Regions from separate parts of the Homo sapiens genome. Here regions 2 and 3 are each linked to region 1. The links are chromatin loops, found by intact Hi-C in ENCODE. Cell type or tissue: endothelial cell of umbilical vein. All regions are shown on one strand. Each heading gives the region's core, and the rest is flanking DNA. Links, peaks and the distances in the headings are about the cores only. Region 1 overlaps LPP (LIM domain containing preferred translocation partner in lipoma). Region 2 has its middle 7.5 kb from the start of TPRG1-AS1. Region 3 overlaps LPP (LIM domain containing preferred translocation partner in lipoma).

The links. Peaks named below come from ENCODE experiments on the same cell type or tissue, not always from the same donor. Only the 100,000 strongest peaks of a DNase experiment are listed, where the experiment ranks them.
Region 2: it touches region 1 in a loop (4-fold over the local background); 5 of 110 quality-filtered maps call a loop at or near these places.
Region 3: it touches region 1 in a loop (2.1-fold over the local background); 2 of 110 quality-filtered maps call a loop at or near these places.

The regions. Positions count from the first base shown.
Region 1 is chr3:188,501,994-188,511,971 of GRCh38, reverse strand. All of the region lies in intron 5 of LPP (LIM domain containing preferred translocation partner in lipoma), which reads right to left. Among named protein-coding and RNA genes, the nearest start is that of LPP-AS1, 62 kb to the left of the region's middle. In endothelial cell of umbilical vein, for the core only: no CTCF peak of the experiment used is centred there; a DNase peak (open chromatin) is centred at 4,551; H3K27ac peaks cover 794 bases.
Region 2 is chr3:188,950,192-188,960,169 of GRCh38, reverse strand. No RefSeq gene overlaps it. Among named protein-coding and RNA genes, the nearest start is that of TPRG1-AS1, 7.5 kb to the right of the region's middle. RefSeq lists silencers at 2,676-2,970, 5,336-5,630 and an enhancer at 2,486-3,020. In endothelial cell of umbilical vein, for the core only: a CTCF peak has its summit at 5,353 (motif pointing right); a DNase peak (open chromatin) is centred at 5,399.
Region 3 is chr3:188,448,082-188,458,059 of GRCh38, reverse strand. The region is part of intron 4 of LPP (LIM domain containing preferred translocation partner in lipoma); the gene reads right to left. Among named protein-coding and RNA genes, the nearest start is that of LPP-AS1, 120 kb to the left of the region's middle. In endothelial cell of umbilical vein, for the core only: no CTCF peak of the experiment used is centred there; a DNase peak (open chromatin) is centred at 5,529; H3K27ac peaks cover 2,172 bases.

The DNA of each region.
Region 1 (9,978 bases), core at 3,050-5,549:
TCTCGTACATTTCAACTGATCTTCTTAAGAACATATAAAACAGGAAATATCCTACAAGCCAGCAATATTACTAGGCAGCTACCCAGTCCACTGCACACAGCCTGGGACATAGTCACTACTGGGAAAACAAGAGGGAAAATATCATAGCTCCCTCTGTACGGCCATTATCACAGAGAAGTGCTCAGGTTTAGAAAAGCATTTTCATATATACGATCTCATCGAGCTATTCCAGCAATCCTAGAGATTAGTAGATGTTATTATTCCTGTTTTCAAAAGAGGATAGCCCAAGGATCAGAGAGAAAAAGAGAACTTTCTAGGGTTACTCGGGCAGTAAATGGAAGAATTGGAATTTGGAAATCAAACATTTTGCTCCAAAGCTCTAGCACTTTGCATGACATTAGGAAGAAAACACAAAAGGTGAAAGGTCTTCCCTTCTAACACCAAGCAGAGATTATATGGGCCTATTAGATTACCAAAAATTAGGTCATGGCTACAATTACAATTGAAAAGCCAAGCTCTAATACCCTTTTTTGCCATCTACTTCTCCATTTAGGATAGGTTTCATTCACTTTCCTATAAATATTTTTCAAATATTCAAGACACACTGATATGAAGTTCAGGCAAGAGGGACAAGGGAGGGAGGGAGGGAGAGAGGGGAGGGAGGAAGGCAGGGAGGGAAGGAAGGGAGGGAAGGGAGGGAAAGGAAGGAGGGAAGGGAGGGAAGGGAGTGAGGGAGGGAGGAAGGGAGGAAGGAAGGGAGGAAGGGAGGGAAGGAGGGAGGGAGAGAGTCAGGTAGAAAGGAAGGAGGGAGGGAGGGAGGCAGGTAGGAAGAAAGGAGGGAAGCAGGTAGGAAGGAAGGAGGAAGGAGGGAGGGAGGGAGGGGGGCAGGGAGGGAAGAAAGAAAGGAAAGGAGGGAGAGGGAGAAGGAAGGGGAGGGAGGGAAAGAGAATGGATCAGGGGTTCTCTGCCAAGAGCTTACAGTTGCATTGAAGAAACTAGTTTATCCACAAATGTCCATATTAGAAGGCAGACTACATGTAGGTAAGACACACAAGATGTTCGAGAAAAAAGCAAAATGAGAGAGAGGAAAGAGAGAAAGTAGCTGAATAGAGAAATCAGAGAGAGCTATATGGCGACAGAATTGAGAAGGCCTTAAATGGAGAACAAGTATTTAACATATTTACAACATGAGCATAAAGATATAGAAGGAACTCTGCAATGTGCAAGTGTACTTGGCAAACACGAGTGTTCTTTAAGGTAAAAATAGAGTAAGAGCAGACTCAAAGGGTCAGCTGTGGTCAGACAATGCAGGTGTGCAAACCAAGGCATATAAGGAGATTGGCTCTTACCCAAGGTGCTGATATCTAAAGGATAAACACATTCCCCATGACGAAGGAGAGAGTGGGCAGGGGTAATTGTATCTTGGGACTTAGTGTTGATGTGGGAACAAACACATGGTATGAATCACACATATTTCAGGCTGAGCACAGACAATTTATATTAAAACACTCCCAGCAGAAATTCCTATTTTTAGGAAAAAGGTTGCCATTGATAAAAAGTGAGTGAGAGACCGTATCAGAAAGCTACTGATTTCACCTTAATCAGAAATGAACGTGATTCCACAGCACAACAAACAAGGGTTATTGGAGCACGTACACATTTCTGCCTTAGACCCAGGGAATACAATGCAACAGACTGCTATGACAAGACTTTTACTTTGCTAGGTGGAGGCTGAAGAAAGTCTAAAGGAGGCAAGGAATAATGTCGTCTCAAGCTTCACTATTCTTGTCTCAACTTAAAAATCATTTCTATACCCCAGAATTCTGCTCATGTCTCATTTCAGGCTTTCTTATGAAATGTTCCTTTTTTCAAAAAATATTCAGAGTCAAATAATAATCAAATGTCTACTATTTACTCAGTGACAGTTTAGTACCTCGTATTAAAGAAATGAGACAGGCCCGGTGCAGTGGCTCACGCCTCTAATCCCAGCACTTTGGGAGGCCAAGGCAGGCGGATCACAAGGTCAGAAGTTTGAGACCAGCCTGGCCAACATGGTGAAACCCCATCTCTACTAAAGATGCAAAAAAAAAAAAAAAAACAACAAAAAAAAAATTAGCCAGGCATGGTGGCACACAACTGTAATCCCAGCTACTTGGGAAGCTGAAACAGGAGAATCGCTTGAACCCAGGAGGCGGAGTTTGCAGTGAGCCGAGATCATGCCATTGCACTCCAGCCTGGGCGACAGAGTGAGACTCAAAAAAAAAAAAAGAAAAGAGAGAGAGAGAGGAAGGAAGGAAGGAAGGAAGGAAGGAAGGAAGGAAGGAAGGAAGGAAGGAAGGAAGGAAGGGGACAAAAAAAAATGAAAAGTTGAATTACTCACTTCCAACTTTCCTTTTCACCTCTCCCTTGTTCCAATGTGAATGTTTTTCTTTATGGGACGGGTCCACTTAAGCCGAGTTTACAGTCTCTACTGTCAACTGCAAACTCTGTCAGTGCCAAAAAGAATCCCACCTGTTGTTCAAACTTAAAGTAAAATATATGCCTAACCAGGTTAAGATAGAAAGGATTAAACTGGATGTGATGTTTGACCAAGTCGTATACTCTTAGTTTTAGTGTCTTCTTATGAAATAAGGGAGCAATAATACCAACCCCACAGGGATATTTTGGAGACCAGGTGAAATAAGGTAGTAGAAATCATGTGTCCACTAGAATGCTAAGCATACGGTAAGTCTTCTGCACATGTTTTCTGGTGGTATGTTGTGTATAAAAGAGGATTACAGGATTATACTTGGTGTGTTATAAGAGAATTTGCAGCTATTAAATAAAAAGCCCTTGGTCTCAGGTGAAGCTAGATTTTGGTGGCCAAAGATACGTCCTAAAATAAGAAAATACTGGAGTTTTGAAAGGAAGCTAGCAACCTTTGAGGACAGAAGCACCTTCGATATCCATGAACATAAGATTTTCCTAAGCCCCCTCCTAGATTTACCAAATCTAAACCTTTGAAGGCAGGGCCTAATAATTGGCATTTAACAAACCCATCGGCCTCACCCCAATTCTTGTCCATGCTAAATTTGAAATCTGCTGGCCTAGAATTTGGTTGCCAGTTGCTAATCCAAGTGCTAACAATAACTGGAACAATTTAATTAAAATCCCACAACTCTGAACACATTAAAGAATTCTTTACTAATGTATTCTAACCCAATTCCAGGGGACAAGGAAAATACTTTTCTCTCATTCGACAGTTTCTGTGTTCTCACCCGCAGTGCCAACAGAGAAAACACAATCTACTTCACTTCTCCTCATCTGTCGAAATGGCAAAGACGTTTACCACCTCGAAGGAGTGCGAGTTTCCATTTACTGGTGTTAATAAAGTCTTCTGAGTGTTCTCATAAATCAACTATAAGTTGGCATTATTCATAGCACCCTGTTGGAGCTTAATACATATTCAATTAAAAAACAATGACAACAATACAGCAATATCCACAAATTAGCATTAATTATAGCAATGCATTATTCTCACCCTACTGCTACAATTTTGTCTAGGCAGAGCTGTTTATGTCTGGAGACTGTATAGTCCCTTTCATTAACAAAGGGCAATATTTGCTCATTGGTATCAACATTTCCTCTAGTAACATTCACATCACACCTGCTTCAAAGTCCTCATTTTTTTCCAAAGGATTCTTCCATTTGCCACATACTAGGACAGGAAGGATATGTATTCTCCCTGAAGAAAGTCACAATCCTGCCAAGCATCCTGGACTCTTCTCTTTCCCATAAGCCCCCTCTTTCCAAATTGCTTTTGATTCTTGTTCCCCTTCTCCATGGTCATGGCCACCACCTTGGTTAAGGTCCTTGTCTGCCTCAATGGACCCCTGAAGGTGACTCCAAGACACTCTGTCATCACCATTTCTGATCACTTGAGTACCACTATGTTATAGCAATCCATCTAAATACAGATCAAATCATTTTATTTACTAGCATAAAAGGCTCTTTATCGTGTCCTAATGATATAGCCTTAGATTGGAAAAATCTCCCAAATGCCATCACAACTATTAAAGAAAAATTATTTATTTGAATTGGGGGAGTAGCTATAAAGCAGTCAGGGAAACTTTTACCAAGGACAGAAACTGAAGCAAAAGGAACAGCTTAAGCAAAAAGCTGCAAAGCTATGTGTCTCTTTATCTTAGTTCAGGTTTCAGCCTTTTCCAGGGGGCAACGATCTGGTAGTTGGCCAAGTTCCCCACTAAATATGAAAGAACATCACCATTCCCTTCCCTGCCTTCCCCACCTCCGCCACCCATCCGCGCTTCTCTGGGGCACCACAGCTTATCTTGCTATACAAGGTTTTGCTGACTCTGGTCTCCTGTTCTGCATGAGCCTTTCACATGCATAGTTGAGGTTGAGGAATCTGTGCCTAGTGGGTTTGAGGTTTCATCAAGAGAAAAACGGGAAACTTATGTGATTTCACTGAGTAACTATTTTCACTACAAAAAAAAAAAATTCCCATATTTATTTTTTCCCCCTTTCGAAATGGCACTAAGGAAACACATGCCAGACTGCCATGAACAGAGGCTGTACTTTCCAAACAGTAGCAAGGACTAAAAATAGAAAAGCTTGATTTGCTCAAGATGTATATAACTTCCTCTCCCATTTCCTCTCCCCACCACCCTGAGTCAGTATACAGAAGCAGTGCACAATGAACCCTTTGCATGCTTACAACAACCCCAAAAGCATCAAAAGGGTGATAAGTATACAGACTTCATAGTCCTTTCCCAGAGAATTCCTATTGCACAGTCGAAGAAAGAATAGATCAATCAAGCCACAAATATCAATCAAGTAGCTATTCTATCTTCTCGCAATAAAATAAAGGTTATGGGCCGGGCGTGGTGGCTCATGCCTGTAATCCCAGCACTTTGGGAGGCCGAGGTAGGTGGACCACGAGGCCAGGAGATCAAGACCATCCTGACTAACACAGTGAAACCCCGTCTCTACTAAAAATACAAAAAATTAGCCAGGTGTGGTGGTGGGCGCCTGTAGTCCCAGCTACTTGGGAGGCTGAGGCAGGAGAATGGCGTGAACCCGGGAGGCGGAGCTTGCAGTGAGCCGAGATTGCGCCACTGCACTCCAGCCTGGGCAACAGAGCAAGACTCCATCTCAAAAAAAATAAAATGAAATGAAAATAAAGGTTATGGGTGATACAGAAATATGGGTTGTGATCCTGCCTTCAGGCAATTGCTAAAATAAATGAACAAGAAGGTAATGGAAAGAGCAGAGGCCTGGGAGTCCAGAAATCTCTAGTTGTGGTTAGGACCAGCTCTCCTAGTAACTGTGTCACCATGAACAGTTCACTTAAGAAATTTAGGCTCCAGTTTCCTCATCACAAGAAAGGGCAGAGGGGTTAGGACCATGTCAAATCTGGTGCTCTACGATTTGTGATTTTAAATAATTTCTACAAGTCTCCCATGTTATTTTATGATTCTGGCTTATAAAATAAAGTTTGGTGGCAAGATTAATGTACATGCAATGATTACATTACCCCACAAAAGGGTATATATTAAGTGGCAGAAAAAATCAAACAGCATTAATAAATCTATTTATTAACTGACTCATAGTAGCCTTTACTCTGAACCAGCAGTTGTTGGATACTCTACATTATCTTAATTAGTCCTCAAAATAACCTTCTAAAAATTGTTATTAATATCCTCATTTTTGCATGTAAAGATGGGAAATGCAGTGATAAGCAACAGAGCAGGGTTTCTTAGCCCTAAACCCTGGGCTCATGCCACCACATCACATGACTCAATCAAAAGACTGAGGATGCAGAGAAGAGAGAGATCAAGATGATCCAGTTGTCAGACACGTATGAGTAAAATAGTAGAGTTAGGCTTCTAAAAATGAGGATATGAGGGTTCATCAGGTATTGAGAAAGACACAAGAAAAATTGGCTTGGCATATGAAGCTGACAATGACGATATGAGCTTCAAAAGAGCAAGGACTGTATAAAAAGGACAGTGGGAGATACAGTGTGCTACATAGGATGAGGTAGGTCATAGAGTACTCTGAAAAATAAACCAAGAGGAGAAATTTAATGTGGAAAAGCCAAAGGAAGAAAATAATATTTTTTAAACCACTAAGTGGTTACAGATATGCAGTTGGAATGTGAAAAAGATAGAATGAAGGCAATGAGTAGGTTGTAACCCAGAAGATATGAACTAGGATGATGGGCAAGAAAATAAAGAGATTGAAATAATCCTGTAAGCCTTGGTGATAGATATACAAAGAAAGCAAGATATATCATCAATGAACACGATTTAGTTGGCAAGACTAGAAAATATAATGGTATGTCTAACAGAATGTAAGCCTTTGAGTAAGATGATGAGTAGAATTAGGGATACATTGAAAGTGAAAAGGCAGGTGTTATCTATGAAAAGATCTCATGGATAAATGAAACAAAACTTGTCAAAGGAAAACACAGTACCAAGTCACAAGCAGTTCAAATAATTAGATAAAGAAAGATCAAAGTTGATCTTATTAGAGTAGTGACATCTACTGAGAGAAAACGGAAGGTCAAAGTGAGAACTCTGAGTGGGAACCTAAATTTAGAGACAGGGAGAAAGGAGGAGGGGGTGGTAAAGAAGGGAGAAAAGGAATAGTTGCAGGCATGGCAGAGGAATTAAGGAAGTTAGTTCTGCTTAGTAAAAATCGAAGGAAGTGAAAGGGATTCTGAGAATATGGCAAAGCAGGAGGCACCACAAATCTGTCTTTCCACCTAGACAACGATTGCACTGCCACCATCTATATCAACAACTTATTTTGGAAGTCCAGAGTCTATTAAAGGAGTCTACTTTCTGGAGGGAAGCTTTAGATGGTAAGTTGTGGTTAATTTAGGTAAAGTTTACATCTCAGCACAATAGCAACTACCTATACCCCACCTCTTAGATCCTTGGCAGGCATCTGTGCACATGTACTTGAAGCAGCTTGCATACAGCTTACATGATCCAAGCTGGGCAAAAAGGACCTGTCTTCCATATATCAAGGATCTGTGGACTGAACATTAATTGCTGCTTTTAATCACACACATAAAGAAAAAGGGGCAACTATCATTAGTGTTGCCCCTCTCACTCCAGCTGAAGTGACTTCCATGGGACTCAAAAGGCCAGTCCTTTTTTTTTTTTTCTTCCTTTATTTTTTACTTTTTCTCATTTTGGGAGACAGACCTTGATAACCAGGGCATTTGAAAACAACAGAGGAAATGAGAAAGTCATGGCACATAACCAGGGAAACATGCAGGCTCAGAAAATACTTAAGACCACAAGTTAACAAAAAAAGCTAATACTTAGCACAGAGACTGGCAACAATAACCCCACAAAATACAAACGGTAACAGTAAACCTTGGGGAAGAGAAAAGGTCTGATTTCCAGGGCTCTACATTATTAGTTTCAAATATGCAATTTTCAACAACAACAAAAAATCAAAAGACATACAAAGAAACAGGATAGCACGGTCTATTCAAAACAAAAATATAAACCAACAGAAACTGTCTCTAAAAAAGACCTGATGGGGGATCTACCTGACGAAGACTTTAAAACTACTGTCTTAAACATGCTGAAAGAACTAAAGGAAGCAAGGAGAAAGTTAAGAAAACAATGCATGAATAAAATGGGAATATCAATACAGAAAAAGAAAAAAAAGCAATTGTGGAAATGAAAATTACAATAACTGAAATAAAAAATTCACTAGAGGAACTCAAAGACAGATTTAACAGCAAAAGAAAGAATCAGAAAACTTGAAGAGAGGTCAAAGTAAATTAATTAGTCTAAGAATCAGAAAGAAAAAAGATTGAAGACAGGTGAACTGAGCCTAAGAGACCTGTGGGACACAATCAACTATACCAAAGTATGCAGCATGGAATTCCCAGAAGTATGAGACAGAGAGAAAAGGCAGGGACAATACTTGAAGAAATAATCACCAAAAACTCCCCCAAATTTGATCAAAGCCAAGAGTATAAACATCCAAGAAGCTCAAAAAAGTACAAGTAAGATGAACTCAAACAGACAAATAGTGAGGCACCTTCTAATTAAACTGTCAAAAGACAAAGACAACCGGAGAATTTTGAAAGTTGCAAGAGAGGTGACTCATCACATACAAGGGATCCTCAATAAAATTATCCGGTTTTCTTAGCAGCAGCCTTAGATGCCAGAAAACAGAGGGCCAATATATTCAAAGTGCTAAAAGGAAAAAAAATTATCAACCACGAATCCTACATCTGGCAAAATTTTATTTTAAAAGTGAGAAAGAAAATCAAAATGCCAGTCATGAAAAAAAAAAAAAGAGGTGAGAGAGTTCTTTATTACTGTTAGATTTCTCCTGCAAGAAATGCTAACAGGAAGCCTGCAGGTTGAGAAGAAATGATACTACAGAGTAACTCAAAAATCATACAAAGAAATACAGATGTCAGAAAAGGCAAATAGGCAGACGCTTATAAGAGCTAACATCATTGTAATCATGATGTGTGACTTTACTTTTTGTTTTCTACATGATTTAAGAAACTAATATTTTTTTAAATTACAAATTTAAAATCTCATATTATTGTAATTTGATTGGTAAGCCCAATTTTGTTTTCTACAATTTAAGAAATGAGTGTATTAAATTATTAGCTTATGTTGTTGTGTACACAATGTATAAAGATGTAATTTTGTTACATCAACAACTGAAAAAGGAACAGAATTTTGTATGTTATCTAAGTCAAGCTGGTATGACTTCAAATTAGAGTGTTATAACGTTAGGATGTTAAATGTAACCCCCATTGTAACCATAAAGAAAATAGCTACAGAATATACACAAAAGAAATCAGGTAGGAATTTAAATATTTTACTACAAAAAATCAATTGAATACACAAAAAAAATTATATAGGAAATAAAGGACAAAGAAACTATAAAGCATATAGAAAATAAATATAAATGGTTTTATAATCTTATAAATTTTATAAGGGTTTGACTTACAATTTTTTTACCATATGATGGTGTAAAAGTGATACACATTCATTAAACACGATACTTGAAGCATCTATTCTGTCTTTCACTTTCAGTAGAACATACAATAAAATACATAAGATAATTAAAGCTTTATTATAAAATAAGCTTTATATTAGGTGATTTTTTTCCAACTGTCTGCTAATGCAAGTGTTCTGAGTATGTTTAGAGTAGGTTAGGCTAAACCATGATGTTTGGTATGTTAGGTATATTAAATGCATTTTAAATTTACAATTATTTCAACTTAAGACAGTTTTAGTGGGACATAACCCCATCACAACTTAAGGAGCATCTGTAGGAAAATAAGAAGTAATTCTCTACTTATCAATAATTACTTTAAATGTAAATGAATTAAATTCTCTGGTCAAAAGACGGGTTGGCAGAATAAATTAAAACACATAACCCAAATATATGTTGTCTACAAGAGACTTTATATCCAAAGACACAAACAGTTTAAAATGAAAGGACAGAAAACACCATTTCATGCAAATAGTAACCCACAAAAAGCAGACTAGCAAAATATCAGAGAAAATAGATTTTAAGTCAAAAAAGGCTAAAAGACAAAAAAGAGATGAAGAACATTATATTAATAAGAGGCTCAATACATCAAGAATATGTAACAATTGTAAATGTATACACACCTAATAAAAGATCATCAAAATATATAAACCAAAAATTACCAGAATTGAAGGAAGAAATAGACAGTTGTATAATAATAGAGATTTCAACGTCCAACTTTTAACAGTGGATAGAACAGCCAAACAATAGGTAAGTCAGGAAATAGAGGACTTGAACAACAATTGAATACACCTTCTTCTCATGTGCACATGGGACATGTTCCAGGATAGAACATGAATAAGCCCATAAACTAAATAAGGGTCAATAGATTTGAAAAAGTAGATGTCATACAAAGTATCTTCTCTGAGCACAATGGGATAAAAATAG
Region 2 (9,978 bases), core at 4,405-6,904, 450 kb before region 1:
GTGCATGGATTCTGTGGCCAGAATGTCTAGGTTCAAACCTCAGCTCCACCACTCACAACTTCTGTGATGTTGGATAAGTTACTCAACATTCCTGTGCCTCCCTGAGTAAAGCAACAATAATGATAGTACCTGCCTCATAGAATTGCTATAAGGAATCCATTCAATGAATTAATTGTTATAAATCCCTTGGAATAATGCCTAGCACATAAAACATACAATATAACTTTTTTAATAAAATAATTTTTAAAAATCACTACTTTGAATTGCATTGCATTTTACATGTGGCAACTCATATTTCATCCGTATAAGAAGAATGATTTTCATTTATCCAATAAGAAAACTGAGGCTCATAAAAACAAATGCAGAATAAGAACTCGAGCAGGACATACACTGTTGTAGAAGTTGAGCCCAGTTCTGTCTTATTTAAGGCATGCTTTCAGTTCAGTAGGCACCCTTTCCTTATGATATCTCTGGCCATTTTAACAGGTAGTTCTGACTATAGTGTATGCTATTGGTCACCTGATAGACAAGAGTTATGTAAAGTCACAGTATCCTCAGTATTATCGGAATAAGCTTTCTCTTACCCGGTGCTCACGAAAGCAAAGGATTTTAGTCTGGGTAAAGATGAAAGATCTATGACATAGTGTGACAGAAAAAGCCCCAGTAAGGAAGTTGAAAAAAGTGAATTCTGGCCCTGGCTCAACCACTGGCTTCTGTGATATCAATAACTAACATGTACTGAGAGCTTACTCTGTGCCATCTACTGCATTTATATCATTTAAACCTCACCACAAAACTCAGGCACAGATACTTTTATTATGCCACTTTTCAGGTAAGGAAACTGAGGTTTAGCAAAGACAAGTAACTTATTCAAGATCAAATTGCTTTTAAGTGGTATAATTCATCTTAATGATCTCAAAGGTACTTTCCAACCCAGTCCACCTATAATTGAGTGAGCTCTTGCCTAATCCTCACTCCTCTAGAGGGGTGATCCTGTGGTTCTAGCCAACTTTAAGTCAAATCCCAGGCACCTCAAGGCCTCCCAGGATGCCAGTGTTGAAAAACTGGTGAATTATTGCATAATGTGGGGTTTTACAATCATCGAAAGAATAAAACAGAAAAGAAAAATTAGCAAAAGGTAAAGCCTTAAATCTTTCCCCGTTCATACATTTCATACCTTTATTTACAAAGTTGGTAATTGTGAAGTTCATTCCATTTTGTATTTTTCTTTCTTCACTTAAAATACTATCATGAACAATTTTCCTTATTGATAATAGTTATATTTTAGAATTACAGAATTTGACTATGAAATTTTCAAGGTTCATTTCTAATTCCAAAAACAAAGTCTGGCCTGTTCTTATTTTTTTGGACTTTTTTCCTTCATTCCAACAGAGTCATTGTAATTACTACATGAGTGACGAGCAATAACCACCAAATGATACTTGGCCAAAATATCACAATAAAATGATTACCTTGTTGCTAAATATTTAAGTTGCTTCTAGTGTATTTGGCTAAAATATCACAATAAAATGATTACCTTGTTGCTAAATATTTAAGTTGCTTCTAGTGTATTTGCTATTACACATAATGCTGCAATGAACATCTTTGCACAGCATATTATTTCTATAACATGCATTCCCCAGAAGACAAGGCTACAACGAGTGTGTCCATGTTTATGGCTTTTACATTTTGAAAAAGCAAGATGTAATATTGATAGTGTCCACATATGGCCCTACACTGTTCAAATCTTAAGACATCAAACATTGGATCTTGTTCTAGATCCTGAGTGACTATTACTGAATTGCTAAAGTGAACAAACATTAATTTAACAGAGGGTTTGAAAGCTGAATTCTTGGGGCCTAGTTCAGAGACAAAGCTTACTTACTGTCAAGGGGAAAAGGATCTGCGGAAAGTGCCTGCAAAAAGGAGACTTATGGAAATAAAAACGGATCTTACAGGAATTGTTGAAAGACCAAATCCTCAGGAGATTAGCACTCAGGAGATATTAAGTAAACCAGTTTTCCTGGATCTCACTCTGATATCTGAATCTTAATACTAAAGAAATACTTTCACCTATTACAGTTCAGTGTCAGCTAATCAGAAATTTTGGCTAAAGCTAGGAATCATATAAATACATATATTTTAACTTAAGACTTTCACTTGCCAGTAGGTAGAGCCAAGGCCTCTCTTTAAGTGCACATTTTCCATTTGTGAAGCTCCATCTCATTTTTCTTGAATAAATCACTCCCATCATGCATCCTCTATTAGTTGAAGTTTCAGGTATTTTTGTTTTTGTTTTCTTTTCTTTTGTTCTTTGTAGCAGATAAAAACCTTAGAAACTTGCACAATTATTCTGGATTTTAATCTTTGTGTTATTCTTCTACAGTTATCTCATCCACAAACTAATTTTAGATCATTTTTTCAGCAATTCTTCCCTCTTGAGCCTTTCCAAAGCAATCAATTTAATTTTTATGGACACAGTCTCTTTATTTTTATACTTATATTTCATCTATTTGCATAATATTTAAATTATATAATTGCATTTACTAATAAAAGTAGCATAAACGGGTTTGAGGAAAAAATCAGCTGGTTCTTTGTATGCATCAGATTTGATTAATGGGAGAAGACAGACATCAGGAAACTAGAAAGCAGCCTACCACCCATGAGCACTTAGCATGCTATGAGCATCTGTCAGAATGTACAAAGGGAATGGAGAACTTAGGTTGGTTACCTGAGAGAGAGTTACATCTACTGAACAATTAAGTGCTCCTCATCACGAAAGAAAAGGAAAGAATGCGGACTGAATCCTGTGCCCTGAAAGTCGAATCAGCATATACCTGCTGTTTCTATGTCACCAAGAGGCTGATTCCAGGTGGGAGACTCTGGAAGATGAAGCGATTGGATCTTGAACCCAGAGCACCAGCAAAAGGTCCTGAGTTCCATAACAAGCTTTACTCCAGAGTCGCTGGTGTTGGGGAAATATTTGTAGTCATTTGGTCTAAGTTCCCTTGTTTTAGAATTAGACAATTTGACTCTCACATTTCTAAGGTTCGTTTTTAATTCCAAAACAAAGTCTGGTTGTTATCATTCTTTTTGGCCTTTTTCCCTTAGGTCCAATGCAGAGACGATGACCACTAGGGGTCAGACTTTTTACATTACTCCTCTTGAAAGAAGGAACCCAAGTCTTGGATTTTTTAACTGGGGAAAAACTAGAGAGGTCGTCTATCCTGGTAAGTAATGCTTCATTTAAACTCATTCAACATGTGTGACTATTATATTCTTAAAGATTTCTAAGAAATAGAGGTTTCATGATGCTCCCTTCCAAGGAAGTTTTTGATATCTAACCTAGATCCTTCAAATGTAATTTCAATCTATTTCTTATTTGTGATGTCTCAGTGGAAACTATTAATCATTGACTATTATCCTCTGAGTAAGAAATGTATTTATCTGAGCATGTATCAGTTCATGTCTCATTTCTCTAGCTGTCAAATAGGGGTCTAGGACTAGAATCACTTTTTCAATTAATAGTTCAATAAATAAGCAAGAAAAATAAGGTTCCAACTTAAATAACTCAAAATCAAACTGCCAGTCAATGGCTGGGCCAGGATTAAAATTGGGTTTTACATAACTCCAAAGTCCACATTGTTCTCACTAAGAACACTTCTTGCTGTCTCTTACTTAGTGCTCCTGCTGGCCTCTGGCTACTTGGGAGAACCATCGGCCTTTTCATTTAAAAAAAAAAAAAAAGTGAAAGTGGGGGATGAAGAAAGAGGGTCCCCTCAAGCTGTAATGAAGCAGTCACTTCCTTGGTCATCTAGACCACTGCGGTGATGGGCTGAAGTTAGCTCAAGAAGCCATCGGCATCTCTCAGTGCAGGTTTTGACATGAAATGGCAACATTCAGGCTTTGTAGAAGAAGCTGAAGGCAGTAAACTCCAAGCCAGAGTAAAAATCAAGTGTGTTCTGATGTGTTGGATCAAAACTTGGGAACCTCATGTGCTCTATCCTACCCCTGATAACAGCTGCAAATGTTTGTTTTTTTTTCTCTAGCATCTGGCCGGCCCATGTGTAAACAGAATGAAGAGTCAGCATGGGGAAAGAATCTGAATGCCCCGTTTCTCAGCCTCTTAAGGATACAGTGAAATGGGACAGGGTCTGAGTTAGGAAACTCTTTGAAATTACACGGAGATTCAGGCAGCAGCTCCCAATGGCACTATAGAATCTCTCACCTATAAGTCCCTTTTTATGCAAGAAAGACAGTTAAACAAAGGTAGTGTTGGGTAGTGGTAAGAACAGTGGATTGAGAATTGGATGACTCAAATTCCAAATGAGGCTCCTATAATAACTGACCGTGAGCCTTTGGGAAGACTATTCTTTCTGGGTCTCATTTCACCATCTGAGTTATAAGATGGCGGAGTCTTCTCTAAGGTTTCATCCAGCTTTACTTTTCAACTTTTTGGCATAATTCTAGCTGTAAAACAGGGGTCTAGGACTAGAATCTACCATATTGCTATGTTTATTCAATAGGTATATTCCTAGCTACTGTTTCTTCCTTTGACTAAATGACACTTTAAAGGTTATATCAACTCCCCCAAATCTTTTATGTCGCTTTACCTTGTCTCAATCCTAAACAACAAGTTAGGACTAACATCAGTGCTAAAGATAGAATTCAACCTATCAATTATTGTTTCTGTTCAAAAGCTAATTATTTAATCAGGGTCTTCCACTTGTTCAAAATTATAAGCAGATTAAGTGCTGAGCATGATTTTTAATGTGAAACATATGACTTTGGTATTCAAATGTACTTTTAAAGTTTTCAATATCTTTTCAATTTCTAAAAAGTAGATCAGAGTAAAATTTTTTTAAAGTAAAGATACTATTAGCTTTGATAAATGAAGTACAAACTAAATAACATATTATGAATTTGTAAATTCATATACAAATATACCTTGAAAGCTAAGTAAAGAATGTTGACTTAATTTAGCAGGCAATGAATGGAAGAAGGTTTCTAACTGAAGGAGTAATTACAATCTGAGACTAGAAACTGAGTTATTCCAAGAAATTACTCTTTGTAACCCAGCAATTAAACCTCTCAAAGAAGGCAGAATTCTTAGTTTTATGCCCATTTCACTGGATTACATTTCCCCTCTTTAAATTCTATTTTTTCACCACATCGTGATCCTCTTAAGAAAAGTTGTCAAAGAAATGGAAATAGAAGGAATGAGAAATAAAAGTCAAGAAGACATTGTAGACTTGATCTGTCTTATTTGGAGCTTGTATTTAAACAGAGGTACTTTTCATCCTTTCAGAGTTCCAGTTGGCCCCACTTCCAAGATGGCTGAGGATGTTGGCTCCTGCTCCATTCCAGCAGAGGGCGCTCTTGGAGCAGGATTGGGGATGGCAGTGGGAAACTGGGAGGACAATCTGAGCCTCATTCACCAGCCACTTAAGTTTGGTGTGAATCTGAGTCCTTCTGGACTGACCTAAAAGACAGCTCATTGGTCCGTGCCTTACAGAATTCTATTCATAGTCTAGTTAAACTCTGATGAAGACCCCATTTTCCAGCTCTACCTTCTCTGCTTACTGTAGAGAAAAAAGTGACTAAATTATCCTCAAGAAATAGAAAATAAGTTAAGAAATGTGACATCTGGGCACGTGCACAGAGGAGCTACTGAGGACTGAGAAATCAGGAAAAGGTTAGCCAAAATAGGTGTGTGTGAGAGATGTCAAAACTGCTTAGCAAAATCGCCTGTCTACTTTCTACCTCGTCTTCCAGAAGGGAATTCATAAATTTTTTTAAAAAGTAGTAGCAATATCATGGGCAGAGCCCAAATAATGACACAAAATGAATCTTGTACAATTGGCCCTTTGTATCCATAGGTTCCACATCCATGAATTCAACCAAGTGTCGATGAAAAATATTTGGAAAAATAAATGGAAGGTTGCATTTGTACTGAACATGTAGAGATTTTCTTGTCATTCTTCCCTAAATAGTACAGTATAACAACGATTGACATAGCATTTACACTGTATTATTATGAGTAATCTAGCAATGATTTAAAGCATATAGGAGGATGTGCGTAGGTTATATGCAAATACTACACCATTTTATATGAGATACTTGAGCATCCCTGGATTTTGGTATCCTCAGAAGATTCTGGAACCAATCCCTCAAGGATACCAAAGGATGACTATACTAGGAATGAATAGCTGAAATCCATAAAGGTTTTTGAGCTCAAGAATGATGTGAGCAAAGCTTAGCAACTGGGTTGCCTAGCAAAAGATTTATCCATTGCAACCCAGGGACTGAGCTCCAACTTGTAGCAAAAAAAAAAAAAAAAAAAACAAAGAGCACCAAGGAGCAGTGGAGATCTGGGCTGTAGCCCTAGCTCCAAGACTTCTTGTCTCTGTGTCTTTGGCCAGGTTCCTTGGGTGCGTCTCTTCAAGCCTCAGTTTCTCTGTCCATCAAGTGTGGGAGCTAAACCACATAACCTGTCAGATTCATTTCATATTTTACATTTTGAGTCTGTGCGTTTGTAGCATATTAGAACAGTAATTTAATTTTTCCTCAGGGAATCCATGGAAGGCAGGTTAAAGGTAGCTGACCATTTATTATGTCATTCTTCAGTGAATAGACATGTCCCTGAGGGAAGAGAAGAGCTCTTCTCAGAGACTTCCAGTCGCATCCTTCCCTCCAATCGACATATGCCCTCCAGTCATGAGCAGTGGGGGTGTGGTGTGGGGCTAAGGGTGAGGAAGAGAGTATCTATTTCTTAGCTGGTTTATGGAATCCAAGGTGGAAGTGGAGTTTGATCAGTCACTCAGTGTAGACTGACTTTGGGGCAAATAGAAAGCGAGCACTAGAAGAAGCTTAAGAGCTCAACTGCTCTTCCCTATCATTTAGTAAATGCTAAAATGTAGATCTCAAGGCCACACAGTAATTGGTAGAATAAACCTGGATTATGGTGTTTTTATAGGCTAAATGTAACCTCCAGCATATAACCTCCTCACTTACTAATCCCTATATCTCTACCAGAACTATTTAGATTTTCTCCTCCTGCTCATCACTAGATTTTTGCACTGCTTAGAGATGATCACAATCTCTTTGATCCTTCTCACACAAAACTTCACCTCATATATAGGAGCAGTAAGGTAATAGTTTCAGTGGAATCTGCTGTCTCTTGTGATGCTCTGAAATTTGGATCTTTTGCCTGAACTAACATCTTAGGAGGGCTTCAGTCAGTTCACCATTCGTAAGTGGATTTATTTCTTCATTTCGTGCACTAACTTGGGTCCAAGTGAACCTTTATTTATTTATTTACTTACTTACTTATTTACATAAACCTACTTGAAAAGATATATGAGGAAGCTTATAATAAAAATCACAAGTATTTTTAAACCCAACTATAAAACAGGAGCACAAATGCAGTTATACTTAAACCTAAGTAGATCCACCCAAATTTTTAATGATTTTTTTTTTACTATATAAGTTCACTGATGAATTTTCCATCTGAAACTTTATATAAAGCAACTTAACAGATGCTATCTTTATAACACCATTATAATAAAGGCTCTTCTATGTACCAATGTTACAGCAAACCTTGGTAAGTGTCGGAGGTGTACTATCAAGTTGTACTTTGAAGATAGAGTTCTGGGGCCTCCAAGCCATGTAGTCCTCATTGATATAAAACTTCCTGAAAATTTAATAGGAAGATACAGACAGATTTGAAATATCTTGAGAAATAGCTAGTTTGCAAGAACCCCTATGCAGTCTTTCGTTTTGTTTTGTCTTGTTTTGTTTTTGAGACAGAGTTTCGCTCTTGTCACCCAGGCTGGAGTGCAAGGGCATGATCTCGGCTCACTGCAACCTCCGCCTCCCGAGTTCAAGCAACTCTCCTGCCTCAGCCTCCCAAGTAGCTGGGATTACAGGTGCCTGCCACTACGCCCAGCTCATTTTTGTATTTTTAGTAGATTCAGGGTTTCGCCATGTTGGCCAGGCTGATCTCAAACTACTGACTTCAGGTGATCCGCCAGCCTCGGCCTCCCAAAGTGCTGGGATTACAGCCGTGAGCCACTGCGCCTGGCCAGTCTTTTCAAATATTAGCTCTCTCAGCTGAACTAGGAAGTAGACAGCAGACACGTCTAGACAGAGGTCGCTGGCCAGGCCCTAAAGTGCAGATGTGCTGTGCTGTGGCCTAAAGAAAGATACCCAGAAAGTTCTTCAGACCTGCTAGAGATCGTGAGGCTGCTCAGGCTTCCTCCCTAAAGAACAAGGTCTCTGGACTTGGCTTTGTGTCTAACAAAGCAGTTACCGCATTCCCACCTCTTCCCCTGACCCAAACACACACACACCCTCCACACACACACGTCAATATGACAAGCTGTTTCCTCATGTTCTTTAGTATAGAATCACAGCATATTAGACCAATTTGCTGTTTAACCCATCTATTTAACAGATGAGAAACTGAAGCTCAGACAGAGGGGAGCTGCCATTTGCTTACAAGGTGACAGACCCCAGCTCCCATTTCTGCCCCTCCATGAAACAGTGTCTCACTGAAACACACTGTGGGTCGTGCCATGCTCCTGCTCAGTCACCTCCACTGATCTCCCATAACCCTCAAGGGAGTCCAAACACCCCAGCCTTGGCATCAGAGCCCTCCACAGAATAGCCTTATTTGGGTTTCCATCCCAGTCTCCATGTTCTTCTTCTTGATTGCTGGCGAGTGATCTCCTCAAAGGTCTCCTGCTCCCACGTAAACAGACCAGACTCATTCGCATCTCCATCTCAACATGGATTCTCCTGCCCATTCCCACGTTCTGAGAGCCTGTTCTCAGTGAACTGGGATGTCCAGAAACGAAGCAAGGTCATAAAATGGCTTCGCATACCCTCCACGTGTGCCTCTTCAGAGCGTCAAAATCACACTATGGCTTATTTTTACTTTTAATAATATTTTTGTGTGTAATTAGCAAGGACTCTGAAAGCCTCAGCCCCCTCCTGTGTGGTAGGAATGGCAAATACGCCCATTTTATAGGGGAGATGAAGGAAGTGAGACCCAGTGCTGAGAAAGGGCATATGATTCATGTTTCAGCAAGCAATGAGTCAGAGGAGGAGACGTCGACCCAGGCTTCCTGATGCTGAAGCTAGAGCTCCATTCACACGGCTGGGCGTATTGCCTCTGTTACTTCCAAATGCTTGATATCTTGTTTAAAAAGTCAACAAACACTCACCCCAACAGGCTGACTTTTGAGTAAGTTTTTTATTATGATGAAAAAGCACAAGAGACCTTATCTTTTCTGACCTCTGAACAGAACCTAGAATGTTAACTACATAGTTTATAATAAAGAAGCTTCAAGCTTTCCAAGTTGTGATCCTCTCCTAAGGCAACTGTGTAAATAGAGGCAATTCTGAAAACTTGGACTGTCAAAGAAATTGGGCAAGTCTGGCTGGGCGCAGTGGCTCATGCCTATAATCCCAGCACTTTGGGAGGTTGAGGCAGGCAGATCACCTGAGGTCAGGAGTTCGAGACCAGCCTGGCCAACATGGTGAAACCCCATCTCTACTAAAAATACAAAAATTAGCCAAGCATGGTGGTGGGCACCTGTACCAGCTACTCGGGAGGCTGAGGCAGGGGAATCACTTGAACCCAGGAGGCAGAGGTTGCAGTGAGCCGAGGTCATGCCACTGCACTCCAGCCTGGGTGACAGAGCAAGACTCTATCTCAAAAACAAAAACAAACAAACAAACAAACAAAAAAAGAAATTGGGCAAGGCCAAAAGTCCAGTTGAGGCTGGAAATGATATATCGCACCAGCTGTGTTCTGACCTTCTCTAGTGTCTGATACCTATTTCCAATATCCAGTGGCTGTTCTACTGTTTAGGGGCTGAGAAGAAGGGGTAGGATTGTGGTAAGTGATTTCTCTTGTTGGGTCAGAGCATTTTGAAATCCTGGAAAGGCTTGTCAAAAAGAAAGTGGTCATAG
Region 3 (9,978 bases), core at 4,148-6,647, 55 kb after region 1:
AGTTTGCCTAAGGAAATGAACTAAAAATACAATATCTGCTGCTCCATGTATCAGCTCATAGTTTAATACCAATATGCTTCATATTTCTATCATTAATAATACAATTACTATTTGTATAGCATCAATCCTGTGACCTCAAAGGATATTTTTTGAGACGGAGTCTCACTCTGTCACCCAGGCTGGAGTGCAGGGGCGTGATCTCGGATCACTGCAACCTCCACCTCCTGGGTTCAAGCGATTCTCCTGCCTCAGCCTCCCAGGTAGCTGGGAATATAGGTGTGTGCCACCACGCCTGGCTAATTTTATATATATATATATATTTTTTTTTTTTAGTAGAGACAGTGTTTCATCATGTTAGCCAGGATGATCTCGATCTCCTGACCTCGTGATCTGCTCCCCTTGGCCTCCCAAAGTACTTGGATTACAGGTGTGAGCCACCGCACCTGGCCTTAACTCTTAAATCATACCCCTAACGAGTGGAAGTGTTGGGAGAACTGATACATAAACAATGGGATTCCAAACATGGGAGCATTTCAAGCGCTTAGACCAATGATAGTGAAGAGCTAGTACTCCGCTCCTGGGAGGGAGATGCTTCCTAGACAAATTCTAATTTTAATGGATTTTCCTTTCTTTCAAAAGTAAGATGTAACTGGAACTAGACTGGCACCCAGATGTCCCAGTATCTCAATAAGGTTGTTGTCTTCTCTAGAAACTTTGGAAAATTACATTAGTTAGCTGTACATCAAGATGGTGAGTTTAAAAACGGGAAGTTGTACAGTAGGAAAAGATCTTAATGCCATGGCACCTAACTCACACATTTCTGAAATGTCTCCTTTGCCAGATCTCCCAGGGATGGTACTGTGCAGGGTCAATGTGAAGACGTCAGTGCATTCTAAGAAACTCTGCTCCATTTTTGAGCAGGACCAGATTCTGGGGATGTTTTCACTACTCTGTCTATCACCCATGTATATTCTAAACCTGAATTCTTTCTAATTATTTTCAAAAGATTATCTTACAGATGTAAAATTCTGTGACTCTTTCATAAATTTCTGCTTTGGATACCAAATAATAGTCATGGAGTTTCTGAAGAGTTAATGTCACTATCAAAGCCACCTAACTTCTACAAGGAGTGACTCCAGCTCTGGCTAGTTACCTCTTACCCTTTCCTGAAAAGACTCAGGAACTAAGTGACTGTCACAGCCTCAATATAGCAATCTTAAAAGTAATTATAGACTATTATCCTGTCACTCCACGCATTTATTTTTCCTTGCACTCTTAGAGTTGAGCTCCTTTTCTTAAAAATCGACAGGCGTTTTCTAATGCCTCAGCTCCATTTGTTTAGCTGACTTATTTGCTCGAGGTGCTCACACTCTTCTTAAACTCAGAAGCCGAGGTTGACTCTGCCATCAGTGGCAAAAAGAAACGCAATCCTTCTTGGAAATATTTTCACGCCTTTAGGCATACCTACACACACCAATCCTCACCTGACTCCCCTACCCCAAACCCCATTCAGAATTAACCAACTGCCCAAGTCCAGCCAAAAGGCATCTCCCACACTAAGCCTCTGCTGATATCTTTATCAAATGATTTGTTCATCACATTCTTATAGTAACATACCTGTGTTTCTTTTATAACGTTATCGCTCTCTATGTTACAGTCATATCTACTTAATTATAAGGTCCCTGTTGGTGTAAACTGCTGTGTCCCCATAGCACCTTTTCAGATATTTTAAACCATGACTAGAAGAAAAACTGTACTTACACCAAGATCTAATGAGCACATATGCATGTACACACATGCATAGCTGAGAAGTTTCCCCCAATAATCTTTATACGTAGTACAGGGTTTCTAATATGGTGTCAATAAACGCCAAATGAGGTCAGGCCCATTGGCTCACGCCTGTAATCGCAGTGGTTGGGGAGGCGAAAGCAAAGAATCATTTGAGCCCAGTGCCAACATGGACAACATAGCAAGATCCCATCTCTACAAAAAATAGAAAATTAGCCAGGTGTGGTGGGGCACACCAATAGTCCCAGCTACTCGAGAAGCTGTGACAGGAGGATTGTTTAAGATCAGGAGTTTGAGCGTGCAGTAAGCTATGACTGCACTAGTGCACTCAAGCCTGGGTGACAGCAAAATCCTGTCTCTAAAATAAACAAATAAAAAAATTTTTTTTTAAATGCCAAGTGAATGAATGAGCCATGAACAAAAATAGATTTACCGTTTTACAACCACATTTGACAATTACAGTTCTCTTTGTTCCCTAAGTAAAAAGACCCTCTGCAAAATTCTGAAAAAAACCAATATTCTCTTTATAGGGTAAGTACTGAGAGCTGGTTTTACCATATCTAGAATAGGTTACAGTCATTTTTTGCCCAAAAATATTCACCAACATTGCCCTTCTGATTCTGTAATCAGTATATTATGATAGAGTTCATTTTAAAATCAAGTACCCATACCTACTGTTTTCAATCACAGTCTCTGTCTCGCAGAGAGCAAGTGACTGATAAAATAGCACTGACTCAAATGTCACACATGATATCAATTACTTTGCCAATCAAGGAAATTAAGGATATGACTACACTTCTTCTGAGTGTGTTTTATTCACTCCAAACATTAATTAAACCCTATTATCAGGGATGTGTAAAACCTCGGCTTCAGCTTAAAAATAAATCACTTTCTCCTGGGTGTGCGCATATTCTATTTACATGAACCTTTTAATAATCTTTTTGGGAATAGAAGGCAGTGAATCTGGTCAGTACCTTCTCTTTTTTTAATCCTTGTTGGTGCTTTTTATGTGAGCACTTTGCTAGTCCCCAAATATTACTATTAATAATAGCCTTAAGACTTCATCAGGCTCTCAGCTAAAAATTTTTTCTCTGTAAACTGTCCAGAAACCATGCAACTTGACAAAATAGCACCTGTGTTATCTATTAAACTATCTCCCACTCTAATTGGCCCTAGAGCTATGATTCTATTCTAGCTCAGATCTTGCAAAGACAAACATAAAAGCACATATTAACAATGTATGTCATCTCACTTGTATAAAGGATGCTTCTCCAAATGCTCACTACACTAAGTTGGCTTTCGAATAACATTGTGAACACCTTCTAAAACTTTAGATAAGCAGGTAACTTGATGTGGTTTATTCTAGTCATGGCTTTGTGTCCCCACCCAAATCACATCTTGAATTATACTCCAATAATTCCCACGTGTTGTGGGAGGGATGCCGTGGGAGATCATGTGAATCATGGAGATGGTCCCCCCATACTGTTCTCATGGTAGTGAATAAGTTTCATGAGATCTGATGGGTTTATCAGGGGTTCCCGCTTTTGCTTCCTCCTCATTTTCTCTTGCTTCCGCCATGTAAGATGTGCCTTTCACCTCCCACCATGATTCTGAAGCCTCCCCCAGCCATGTGGAATTGTAAGTCCAATTAACCCTCTTCTTCTTCCCAGTCTCGGGTATGTCTTTATCAGCAGCGTGAAAATGAACTAATACATAGCTCATCCTTGCATAGAATGCATAAAACTGGAGTTGTTTTCCAATAATACAAATTACAATTTTACATCTGAATTCTTCCCAAGCAGGAAAGATTTAGCATTCAGTTTATCTCAAATCGTAAATTTAAAGTCTACAACAGAAAAATCCTTAAAAATATTTAAATCCTAAAACCTATAGAAATGAGATATGTTGGTTTTCCATGGATGAAAGTTACTGAGGAATATCATAGACCACACTTCTCAAATACCATCAACTGAGAAAGCCAGTAGTTTCAGGCTTATATTGTTAGCTCTTGCTTACCTACAGCATTGCACGGCAGTTACAAGCATAGGCTGTGATGCCACACTGCCTAAGCTGGTGTCCTGCCTGTCACCTGCTAGCTGCCTAACCTTGGACAAGTTACATAATCTTTCCATACCTCACTTCCTCATATGTAAAGTGGGAATAGTAACTGTACCTGCCTTGCAGAAATTTTATGACAGCCAAATTAAATAAATGCAAAATATGTCACACAGTGCCTAGGATATGCTAAGTATTCAAAAACATTACACCTTATTCAAGCACCCTGCCTTCAATCATACTACATAAGATAGACATATATGGAATGAGAAGAATGTAATAGGATAAAAAGAGTATGGCATTTTAGGTTAAAATGTGAGTTAGAATCTCCACAGTTCTACATGCTATATTTGTGGCCCAGAGCTGTTTAAACGAAGTCCCATCTCCTTATCTGTAGAATGCTAAGAAGCCTAACAGAAGTACCCACAAAATTAACAGGAACTCAGAGGAAATCAAAATAACTTTCAGCTAAAGAATCAGGGGAGACTTAATAGGGAAGGTACTATTTTGATAAATACTATAGAATAGATTTGTGGAAGTAGAAATATTTAAAATGTATTCTGGACTGAGAGAACCATTCAAGCAAAGACACAGAGGAAGGAAAGCATGGTGTGTTTTCAGAGAATTAGCACATGTTCTAACCTGGCCAGCAAAGAGATTGTAAAGGGAAGCAACTGGCGCTGAGGTGAGACAAGCAGATCCCGTCGGAAGGAGATCAGCATTTCCTGGCCGGATTGGGACTTATTCCCCCAGGCATTGTGAACACATTCAAGATTGTTATTGTCCATGGATAGGATCCGGTCGGTATCATACAAGGAGCTGAGCACAAGGTGAAGAGTGTTTAGAAACCCCAGGTCTACACTCCAGCCTGGGTGATCGGAGTGAGACCCTGTCTCAAACAAACAAAAAAGCCCAGTCCTACAGATAAAGGCGTCCTAGAGATAAAGGCTTCCAGAGTCCATTAAGCATCTAGCCTGTGAAAAGCCAAGGAATCAAGGGGGCACGATGCCAGGGTTGGCAAAGATGGGGAAGTAGATTCATACCTGTATGAATCCGGAACCTAAGGAAGGAAGAAAGAAAGAGTCAAAGAGAAATGACGTGACCAGGAAGTATCATAAACATTCAAGAGGAAGAGCAAGAGATAAAACCAAAGAACCCGAGAGAGGTTGGTCCACCTAAGAAGGCATCTCAAACAACCAGCTACAATCTGCTTTCTTCACACCAGTAAGAACCATGGTCATGTATGGCCATGTGGGCTGACAACTTAAGAGGTGAATCTAAAGCTTAAAATAAAGAAAGAAACAGCATCAGGGGCAAAATAGTACGAGAAAGAGATATAAAAGATTTAAAGAGGGAATACAATATGACAAAACAGAGATTCTTCACAGGATACAGAATAACTCCATCGAAACAAGACAAGGAGAAACCAGGTTGTAGTCTCAGTCCCAGGATGTGAACTACTTGCTTTATATGAGATGGCCACTTCATGCCTCAAAAATTAGGCAGAAGCCAGTAAACAAGCATCCTGTCAACACCAGTCATTCTTCTCTCAAGACTTTAAGGTTAGGGGGCAGAAGTACTGAACGGAAAGCATTAAGTTCTAAAGGTCTGGAAGTCAGGAGTGGAGGAAATTTTCCCAAGTCCTTTCTTATTTGTCATTTTTCCTTTTCGATACACGTCACTTAAATGAGAAGAAGAGGACTCTATCATCCCTCAACAACAACAATAATAAATTCTTAAGGAATTGTGAAGCATCTTAGCTGACAATATCGAATGAGCAAACAATAGCCTGACTTGTCATGCAGCAAGTGAGGCCTTTCTGGGGAGAAAGGAAACAAGAGGAGGTGGGGGCCAGTCAGCCGCACAACATGCTCAGAGCCCACACGCTATCAGTTTTTAAAGCACTTCTTCACAGACTATCTGCCCTTGAACAACACATAATATAATGCTCAGCTAGTGAAAGAGAAGGATACGGAGGGATATTCATTGATAACAGTGAGGAAACTTAATTAATGTTAACGACACATTTCTTGATGGGAAGACTTAAAAATTTTATCCTTAGTTCTACTGGCCCCTCTTGAAGAGGGTGTCAAACAAACTGTAGCACCTTCAGAGAAAGGCAAACAGAAGGTTAAAAGAATCTGAAACCAGATTGTTAAGTACGGCTGTTTCTCTCTGAAAACACACAAAAAAACAAACCAAGGGAGATGAGTGTACAATAGGGCGAGCCCCTTACCTATTTTTTCGGCCTCATCTCAAACATCTCCTAGTGTTCTGTCTTGTTCACTGTCATATTCTAGAGCATAGTAAGCACTCCATAAAAATATGTTGAATAAATGAATAAAAGTCCTCAAAACAACTCTGGTTTCACTATCCCTCGAGGATGCCACATTCCCTCTTGCCTGTGGATCTCTGCACACATTATTCTCTCTGTCTGAATATTCCTCCTACTGCTTTACCTTATCCTCTAAATTTTCTGTCTTATAGCATCCCCAAAAGACACCTGCATCAAGTAAGCACACACAGATCATCTACCCCGTTATATACCAGAGCTCTTCTCCTTTCCCTTTGTAGCACTCATGATAGTTTGTAATTAAATGTTTGCTTGAGTATTTTGATTAATGCCTGTCCCCTTGACCACACTAAAGGTTCCAGAGAAACCACAGGACATGTCTATTTTGTTCACAATTTTGTTCCCAAGTACCTAGAAAAGTTTCTACAATGCAATTGCCATACAATAAATATTGAAAAATGTGAAGGAATGAAAGAAGGGCCCTGAAGTAACATCAGTAAAATGGCCTTCCTTGACAACACCACATTTTCAAGAGATTTTTTTCCCACTCAGAAACCCTGCTGAATAGCCAGTATGCCTCTCTATGACCACAGTCCCAGAGATAGCCATGACCAGAAACAGACACTTAACACTTATGAAACAAATCACTTTTCTTCCCAGTAATTTTGAGAGACTGAATCTGTTTACTATGTATGGAAAAGAAGCAGAAACCAGGAGGTACTAGTAGTTCCATACCCATCATATTAGCAAAAAATATAAAGTCATGCAATACCCCGTGCTGGTGATGGCATGAAGAAAACAAGAATCCTAATGCTTTACTGGGGGAAAGTAACCCTAGTGAAGCCTTTATGTTTAAAAAAAAACAAAAACAAAAAACAAAAAACACAGAGCCTAGTGAAACTCAATATTAAAATGCACTATGATCAAGCACCCTCCCCACAGCCACAAATCCTGAGCTAACTTCTGCCAATCATTAAGAACACATATACAAAATGCTCACGACAGTACATTTGTGGCAGCCAAGAGTTGGAGGTATATGACTACCTCACTTTGAGGTGTATCACTAACGAAATCAATCAGTGAAATACAATGGATGCACACTCTGGAAGACTCTACAGTATTACAAGTAGTAAACCTCCTAAAGGAGCTGCAATGTAAATAGATTTTTTTTTTTTTTTTGAGACAGAGTCTCACTTTGTCACCCAAGCTGGAGTGCAGTGGCGTGATCTCGGCTCACTGCAACCTCTGCTTCCCAGGTTCAAGCAATTCTCCTGCCTCAGCCTCCCAAGTAGCTGGGATTACAGGCGCTTGCCACCATGCCCAGCTAATTTTTGTATTTTTAGTAGAGAAGGAGTTTCACCATGTTGGTCAGGCTGGTCTCGAACTCATGACCTCAGATGATCCACCTGCCTCGGCCTCCCAAAGTGCTAGGATTACAGGCGTGAGCCACCGCACCAGGCCTGTAAATCGATTTTTGAAAGATTATGCTGATCATATAGATAAATGTGAATTAACATAATTATTTAAACTGATGAGCAATAGTACAGCAATAGTTCCTAATCTATGGGCAGGGTATATATTGGAGATACTGCAAAGGTCCTGACAATTCTATGCCTGCTCACTGAGCATTATTCATGTATGTGATTAAATATATTTCACACATATTTGTATCATTTGTAAAAGTATGTAATTGTTTTCTCATCTGTAGAAAAAACTAATACCAATGTCTCAGCGCTAATCAAATTTACAAATCTAACTCACACGAATAATATGTGACATTAAATATTTACACGTTATCTATGTATTATAATTCATAATACAGGTTGGGCGTGGTGGCTCACACCTGTAATCCCAGCATTTTGGGAGTCCGAGGTGGGCGGATCACGAGGTCAGGAGCTGAAGACCAGCCTGACCAACATGGTAAAACCCTGTCTCTACTAAAAATACAAAAATTAGCCAGGCGTGGTGGTGCACGCCTGTAATCCCAGCTACTCAGGAGGCTGAGGCAGAAGAATTGCTTGAACCTGGGAGGCAGAGGTTGCAGTGAGCTGAGATTGTGCCACTGCACTCCAGCCTGGGTGACAGAACGAGACTCTGTCTCAAAATAATAATAATAATAATAGCAATATAAATGTTACTTATTTTTGAGGGGGGAAGACTATGCTGAGCAACAACAGTAGTAAAAAGAGTAAGAAATAAGATCAGATCGATAGCACAGAACCATGATCTAAAGGCACAAGGACAAAGTAGCGAAGAGTGAGATGTACAGTCAGATTGCCTGATTTTAAATCTTGCCTCAGCTACTGACTCACCAGGTATGTGAGCTTAGAAAGTTACTTTCTTTGTGTCTCAGTTTTCTAATCTATAAAACACACTAGATAACAGTCCCTGTCTCATGGAGTTTGTTGTGAGATTATTATAGTTATTACATTTAAAGGACTTGAAAGAGAGCCTAGCATATGGGAAGTGGCTGATAAATGTTAGGCATGATTATTGTGGAAATGAAAACAATAGTATATATTTCTAAAAATTCATGCATTTATAAGTGCTATTCCAAGCCCGTTAGGCTTCTGTGAGGTGGAAGGGAGAATGGAAGAAGGAGAAAGGATGAGGAAAAGAAAAGAAAGAAAAAGAAAGTCAATCAAAAACAAGAGAGAGCCTCTTCAAGGACTATTAATAAGAATTGACCATGCTTGGGGTCTTATATTTAACTCAGCCCAGTGGATCTGGTATACATAAGGGAGAAAGAGCAGAAATATTCATGGAATCATGTCAACAGACGTGCAGTAAAGTAAAAGTTTCAAAACTCCTGGTTCCAAGGACCTCAGAGCTATTGTTGTTGCTTCCAACGTCTTTTGGATTTCCTACCACACAATAAACCAACCTTGACTAGTGTGTCACTTTCTATTTTTTGCTATCTTAGTATAATCTCTGACTACGAAAGGCCCTCAAGTAGAAAAAAGTATCAGAGTTGCTCCATGTTGCTGCAGAAGGCAAAAGATTTAAGAAGGTAGAATACAGTTTAAAAAGACACATTTCTGATTCTAATTCTAAACCAGGTAAATTCCAAGGTTTTTCAGAAAAGCACGTTTCAACAACTCACTAAGATTTTTATGAACATAAAAAGCCTCAGACACACTAAGAAATAGTGCAAAATGCATTTTCTTTACAAATGTTGTTTGGGAGAGGACTACCATTTGCCATATACACAGGCTTACTTGGTTCCTCTCAGTTATAGCACAGGCCACACAAATTTCCAGAGGTGAGATTAGTCCACAGTCTCCTACCCAAGTCCCACTGAACGTCCTAGGCAAAACTGACAGAGATCGTCTTTCTGATTGGTCCCCATATTTAGCCCCACCTTGGTTGCTACAGTAAATGTTAGATAAACTTACCACACTTCAGAATAAATTAACATTTATTTAGATAGATATTTAGATAAAGATATCTAAATATAGATCTTTATCTAAATATAGATATCTAAATATAGATATCTTTATCTAAATATAGATATCTTTATCTAAATATAGATATCTCAATATAGATAGATATTATTATCTATTATGTGTTAGCTTTTGCACGAGTCATCTCAGGTAACCTTCCTAAAAACCCAGGGAAATGAGAATATTATCTCCATTACAAAGACGGGGTGAAGGAAAACTCAAAAGGGAGTTTGTCCACGTTCCCAAACCTCCTAAATGCAAAATCATAACTTGAACCCAAGACGTCTGCCAACAAGTACAATTGTTTTACAACATAACACAAATAGTCCTAATGAACATCCCAAATTTTGAATTACAGAGCCCTAAAGATCCAAATCCTATGACCCTCTTTTTACAATC